Linked DNA regions of Homo sapiens: region 1 is linked to region 2. A link is a loop called in an ENCODE intact Hi-C map of the cell type or tissue named here. Cell type or tissue: lower leg skin. All regions are shown on one strand. Links, peaks and the distances in the headings refer to the core of each region. The heading gives the core; the rest is flanking DNA.

Region 1 (2,914 bases), core at 291-2,790, 48 kb after region 2:
GGTGGGAGGGGGGAGATTATGTGCACCATTCTGATTTTTTACTTGCATTTTCATATTATTTTCTTATAACATCAGGCAATTTTCACCACAAGTTCATCAGCATTGGGTTTTGACCTTTTTTTTTTTTTTTTTTTTTTTTTAACAAAAATACCAACTCTTGCGTTTGACAAATCACAGCTTGGCCATCACCCAGTCAGCTGAGTCTCTTTCACATACTCACAGTATTGCCATTATTATCTCAAATGACAAATAATTTATTTTTACGTTTATTTCCCAGCACTCCCACCTAGCTGTGAGGTGCATGAAGACAGAGTCTATGGCGTCTTGCACAGCTGGAGGAGAGTAGGCTGACAATAATTCATTATCTGTTGAAATCATCTCTATTTTCTTGCTTAACACTAACAGTCACCTTATACATTTTTAAAATACAACTTAAATTTAGTTTTGCCCAGAGACGGTGGATGTTGGGTTGGAACCCAGGCTCTAGTGGACTCTGATGAGTTCTAGGGAAGAGTCTGTGAGTTTTATCAAAGCACAGCTGCACTGCTGCTGTGAGAAAACGCTGGTGAAGCCTCTCAGTCTCATATTTTGTAGAGGAAATTTGGGTGCACAATCCAGTAAACTGATTATAGATAAGATATTTTTCATCAAAGGCATGCTGACATAGGCTGGGAGGTGTTGGCAACACACATATCACCTGATTTAGTCAGACGAAGTCCCCTGTCTGAAGAGACAATGGTTGAAAATTCAACCTGGATATTATTGCAGCGAGGGAGGCTATTTTCAAAAGAAGTTTTTTAGAAACTTATTTTAAGCTAAAAAGCAGACTGAGATAAGGGCTCGGTTGGTGAGGAGGCTGTGTGTAAAGCATGCATCTGCTGTGGTTTCAGGAGGGGCGATGGAGACGCTCCTGAAGCCGACGGGCAGGGGGAGGCTGGTGGGAGGATGAGTGATGTCAGTCAGGGCTCTGTTGGAGGATGCTTGGAAAGCACAAAGAAGTGCTTGACAAGTTACAGGGAAAGAAAAAAAATACAGCTAGAGAAGACTGGCTGCCAGGCACCAGGAAGAAAGTGGGAGAAGAGAAAGGGACAGGGAAGGAAGGTGCTTGTGAGACATCTCCTATTTGGTCAGGAGTGGGGTACATCACCTCTGGGCTCACACCAAGGGTGGTGCAGAGGGGAAGAGGCAGCCTGTTGGAGGGTCCAGGGCAGTGCCTCTTGGTTCCAACCACCTGCCTCTGGACCCATTTCCTGACCACTCCCTGCCCTAGCCCTCCTCACCTTCACCTGTCCTGCAGCCCACAGCCCTAAGCTGTTCATGTACCATCCAGACTTTTGCAAAAATCTCTTAAATGATTACCTTACTGCTTTGTCTCTTTCCAACACTCCATCTTCCAGCTGCTGCCCAGAGTGAGCTACCTTTCAAAGCAATCAATATGATCTCATCATTCCTCCACTGAAAAAGCTTCAATCCTCATCACCTCTGGGAAGTTTCTTTGGGGTGGCATTCAAGGCTGTTCACAAGCTGCTTCATGGGGATCTTTCTTTTCCTCATCTCCAACCACATTACCCCATTCTGTGCTTCTTTCCTTTCTGGCTTCTTTGGTGATTTTTTTTCTCAGATCTATATGCTTCCGTATAAGTGATTCTATCTTCCTGGAATTTCCTTCACCCCCTTGTCCCCTTAAAAAATTCCCCCTTATCCATCAAAGCCCAGTTCAAGTACCCCCTACTTTATGGACATTTCCTTGTTCATATTTTATTTTCTTTTTTGATTCTAAAAAATTTATTATTTATTACTATCTTTCTTAGTGATGTGCTCTTGCTATGTTTGCTAGGCTGGCCTCAAACTTCTGCCCTCAAGTGATCCTCTCATCTTAGCCTCCCAAAGTGTTGGGATTACGTGTATGAGCCAACACACCTGGCTCCTGTTTCCATTTTAACAAGAGAAGTGGTTGTGTTAAAGGAATGAAGATCTAACCACACCCTGGGGCACAAGGTGAAGAGAAGTTTGTTGAAGGTGTAGTAAAGGAAGGAAACTGACATAGAGTACCTACAGTGTGCTGGGAATTAACAGACCTAATCACCTTTGGACATTTCAAGGAGTCTAAGAAGTAGGGAAAACTGAGCCCAGGGTGGTACAGTGGCTTGCCTGAGGTCTCCCAGCTAGTATGAGGCAGATCTGGGACTAGAACCCACGTCTTCTGGACTCCAGTGCCCATAGTATTAACTGGCAGTGTCCTCAGCAGCCCTGAAATTAGAGCATGGAGACACAGCTCATTCTTCCAGTGAGGATGGCCCTGTTTGTTGTCTGTAGCTGGAAATGAGGAATCCGAGGCCCAAAATTGTCCTGAATCACCCTTCAGTATTGCAAGACACCGTTAGTGTAGTTAAGAGACAGAGATAATTTAACAAAACATTTTTACCTCTAGGGTTGGAAGATGACACATTTCTTGGTCAAATTCCAGGTGGCCAGAAGCTTCTGACATTTGAACCACCTGGTCACTGAGTACTCTGGGTAAAGATGGGCTCATGCACCTGCAGCTCAGGAATGAGATGGCTTGCCCCCTCTGTGGAGGCCTTCACACTATATTCCTCCTCTCCCCTTTTATCCTGGATGGCTCTCACCTCTTTTTCAAGCATCAGTTTACACATCACTTTCTTGGGGATAACCTCCCTGAATTTAGATCCCCCTCATGCACTCTATTGTCTCCTCCATGGCACTTGTATCACTCAATTGGAGTTGCATTTGGAAGCAAACTAGAAGTGTTGTTTGCTTAATTGCTGCCTTCCTTGTTGCACTGTGAGGGTCATGAGGAGAGGAACTGTGCTATTGTTGCCATAATTTTTTGGCTCACTGCTGTATCTTCAGCCCCTTCTTTGTGCCTGGCACATGACAGTCAACAAATCTTTGT
Region 2 (2,914 bases), core at 195-2,694:
ATTAGGCCATACATCATGTTAGAAAGTTCGCATTCTTTAACCAGGAAGATGAAATTAGAAACATCTTGAAAAAGCCTTCTTGTTATCAATCATGTCATCTTGAACATGTTTCGAAGCTTGCTGCTGGCATCAAGAATAGATGTTTTATTCAAAAGAATGTATTTAAAGAAAATGACAGCACTTTTCGATTTCAGCTTTTTAAAAACAGGAAATCTTTCAAATCCTCCTGACTGTGAGCATTCCAGCGCCTTGGAAGATGTGTGGAGTGGCTCTAGCCTAGCTGCATAAGGGTGGAGAATTTCCCGAGCCTTTGCAACAGGTGTGGGACAGGAGCCGATCATGATTCAGCAGAAAGTCTTGGTTCTTGTGTGTCTTGAAAAGGTTACTTGCCCTCTCTGGATTTCAGTCTACTTATTTGTAAAATGGAGAGGTTGTGCAAGATTAACGTCAGAGCTCAGGCTGCTATAACAAAAATACAGAATTGGGTAGTTTAGACAATAAACATTTATTTCCTGTAGTTCTGGAGGCTGGGAAGTTCAAGATCAAGGTGCCAACAGATCTGGTGTCTGGTCAGGGTCTGCCTCCTAGTCTGCAGATGGCTGCTTTCTCCTTGTGTCCTCCTATGGAGGAGAGCAGAGAGAAAGATCCCATGTCACCTCCTCTACCCTCATGACCTCATCTAACTCTGATTGCTTCCCAAAGACTCCATCTCCAAATACTCTCATATTGAGGGTTAGGATTTCAACATATGAATTTGGGGGAGACACAAACTTTCAGTCCATAACAATTAATGTCCTCTCGGGATAGAGGAGGGTAGCACTGGGTTCTCAGAGCACCAGGAGAAGGAGGCAGTAGACAACTTCATTCATCATTCAAGTAGATTCTGCACAATTTTCCCTGATATGTGTTTGCTTAAAACAGAAAAGTTGACTGTAAGTTACCCACATTGAATCCACTGACCTTTGTAAAACCTGCCTTGCTCCCAGCATCTTTTCCTGCCCCGGCTCATGTGTATTCCTCCCAGGATGGGGAAGGCAGGATGAGACATTCTCCATTGTTCCTCCAGCTCAGACCTCTGACTTTAGGGGGCTTGCAAAGGTGCAGGTGGCTCCAGGTATCCAGCCATCCCCTTCCAAGAGGGGCAGGATTTATCCCCAACCCCAGCCACACTTCTGTAGTTGCCTCCACTAAGTTCCACAGCACAGTGTGTGTGGTAAGGTAATCCCTGATCCAGGAGAACAACCCCTGGTCCCAGCTCTACCCCACTATCCTTTACAACCTTGGGCAAGTCATTTCCCCTTGTCTGGGCCTCACTCTCCTCATCCATGAAAAGAGAAAGTTGGACAGATCAATCTCCAAGAACTCAGATTTAGGAATCACCCTGGGAGTTTAAAAGATTGTGAGGGCCGGCCGGGCGTGGTGGTTCACACCTGTAATCCCAGCACTTCAGGAGGCTGAGGCGGGTGGATCATGAGGTCAGGAGATCGAGACCATCCTGGCTAACACGGTGAAATCTCATCTCTACTAAAAGTACAAAAAAATTAGCCGGGCATGGTGGCGGGTGCCTGTAGTCCCAGCTACTCGGGAGGCTGAGGCAGGAGAATGGCATCAACCCCAGAGGCAGGGCTCGCAGTGAGCAGAGATCTCGCCACTGCACTCCAGCCAGGGCGACAGAGCGAGACTCCGTCTCAAAAACAAACAAACAAGATTGTGAGGGCCTGGATGTGTTTCTACAAAGCAAATAGAACTCGATCTATTTCCCTAAAACCCAGATCTCATGGGAGCAGTGCTTTCCTTATCGCAGACAGTTTAGAATCTGTGCATCTGTCAAATGAATCCAGAAAACGGAGATGCAGTCCTTCAGGTCCAGGCCTCTGGCCACCACCCAAGGCCATTCCAGGGGCAAGAACATTCAAAACTTTTTCACCCTCCCATGGTCCTGAAGAATAAATACCAGAGTCCACAAATGCCACTCAATTGGCATTCAATGATCCTAGAGTATTGGACATAGAACAAACATCAAATACCTCCCCAGAGGGAGGAATTCACTGGCTGGTGGTCATCACAGGTGTTGCCAGCGGTGGGACTAACACCCAGGGATCCCAGCTCCCTCTCCAGGGTGCTCTCTACAACCTGAAATTTGCTTTTTGTTGAAGAACGTTAACACAATTCCCTGAAATGCACAACTTAATTTTGAATTCTTTCTCTTCTTGATGCATAAATATAAAGTCATAGTTTGTAAAAATACATAAACACCGAAACTACACTTCAAGCCATATGCTGCTAACCACACCCATCTGCCACCCCAAATTTCCAACATGACTGACTGTCAAAAACTCATCATGGGCAGCTTGCCAAACACTTCACAGCCAAACCTTGTTGACAATTAATAATGTTAAGGGTGTCTATGACATCCCATATTAGTCAAATGGATTGATTTATGACAAACCTGTCTCCTCCACCCTACCCTATTTAAAAACGGAAGGCATGGGATTGAGTTACTAAGAGTTGCAGCCAGGATAGAGATGATTAGGACAAATTCTTGCTCCTAAGAGCCCAGTCTGGCAGGACAGAGATGCCTTGCAAGCAAGATTTGATAATATCAGACAGACTAAGAAAATTCACAAAGTGCTCCTGGGCCTCAGCAGAGCACGAAGCACTGCTGGCAGGCAGATTGTGAGGAGGGGGGAGAGGCATCCGAACCAGCCACGGAAAAGAGGAAAGATTTAGGCCCAAGTAGGTGTATGACTTGAGGCCCAAAGGCGAGAATGCACAGTGGACATTCGAGGAACAGTGGGTGCAAGTGGAGCTAAGATTGGAAATGGCTGATGGAAGTCCAACTTTAAGGGTCTTAAATGCCAGGGCAATGACTTTAGCCCTCACTGAAGAAGCAACCAAGGTACTATCATAAAGG

The links. Hi-C counts contacts between places; a loop is a spot of excess contacts. Peaks named below come from ENCODE experiments on the same cell type or tissue, not always from the same donor. Only the 100,000 strongest peaks of a DNase experiment are listed, where the experiment ranks them.
Region 1: a loop joins it to region 2, with 8 times the contacts of the local background. A loop is called at or near these places in 3 of 110 quality-filtered maps.

Annotation. Positions count from the first base shown.
Region 1 is chr16:66,095,965-66,098,878 of GRCh38, reverse strand. No RefSeq gene overlaps it. Among named protein-coding and RNA genes, the nearest start is that of CDH5, 270 kb to the left of the region's middle. In lower leg skin, for the core only: no CTCF peak of the experiment used is centred there; no DNase peak of the experiment used is centred there.
Region 2 is chr16:66,144,256-66,147,169 of GRCh38, reverse strand. It overlaps LOC105371316 (a long non-coding RNA gene), which reads right to left. Exons shown (of 3, transcript XR_933684.2): 3 at 571-620. Among named protein-coding and RNA genes, the nearest start is that of CDH5, 220 kb to the left of the region's middle. In lower leg skin, for the core only: no CTCF peak of the experiment used is centred there; a DNase peak (open chromatin) is centred at 1,409.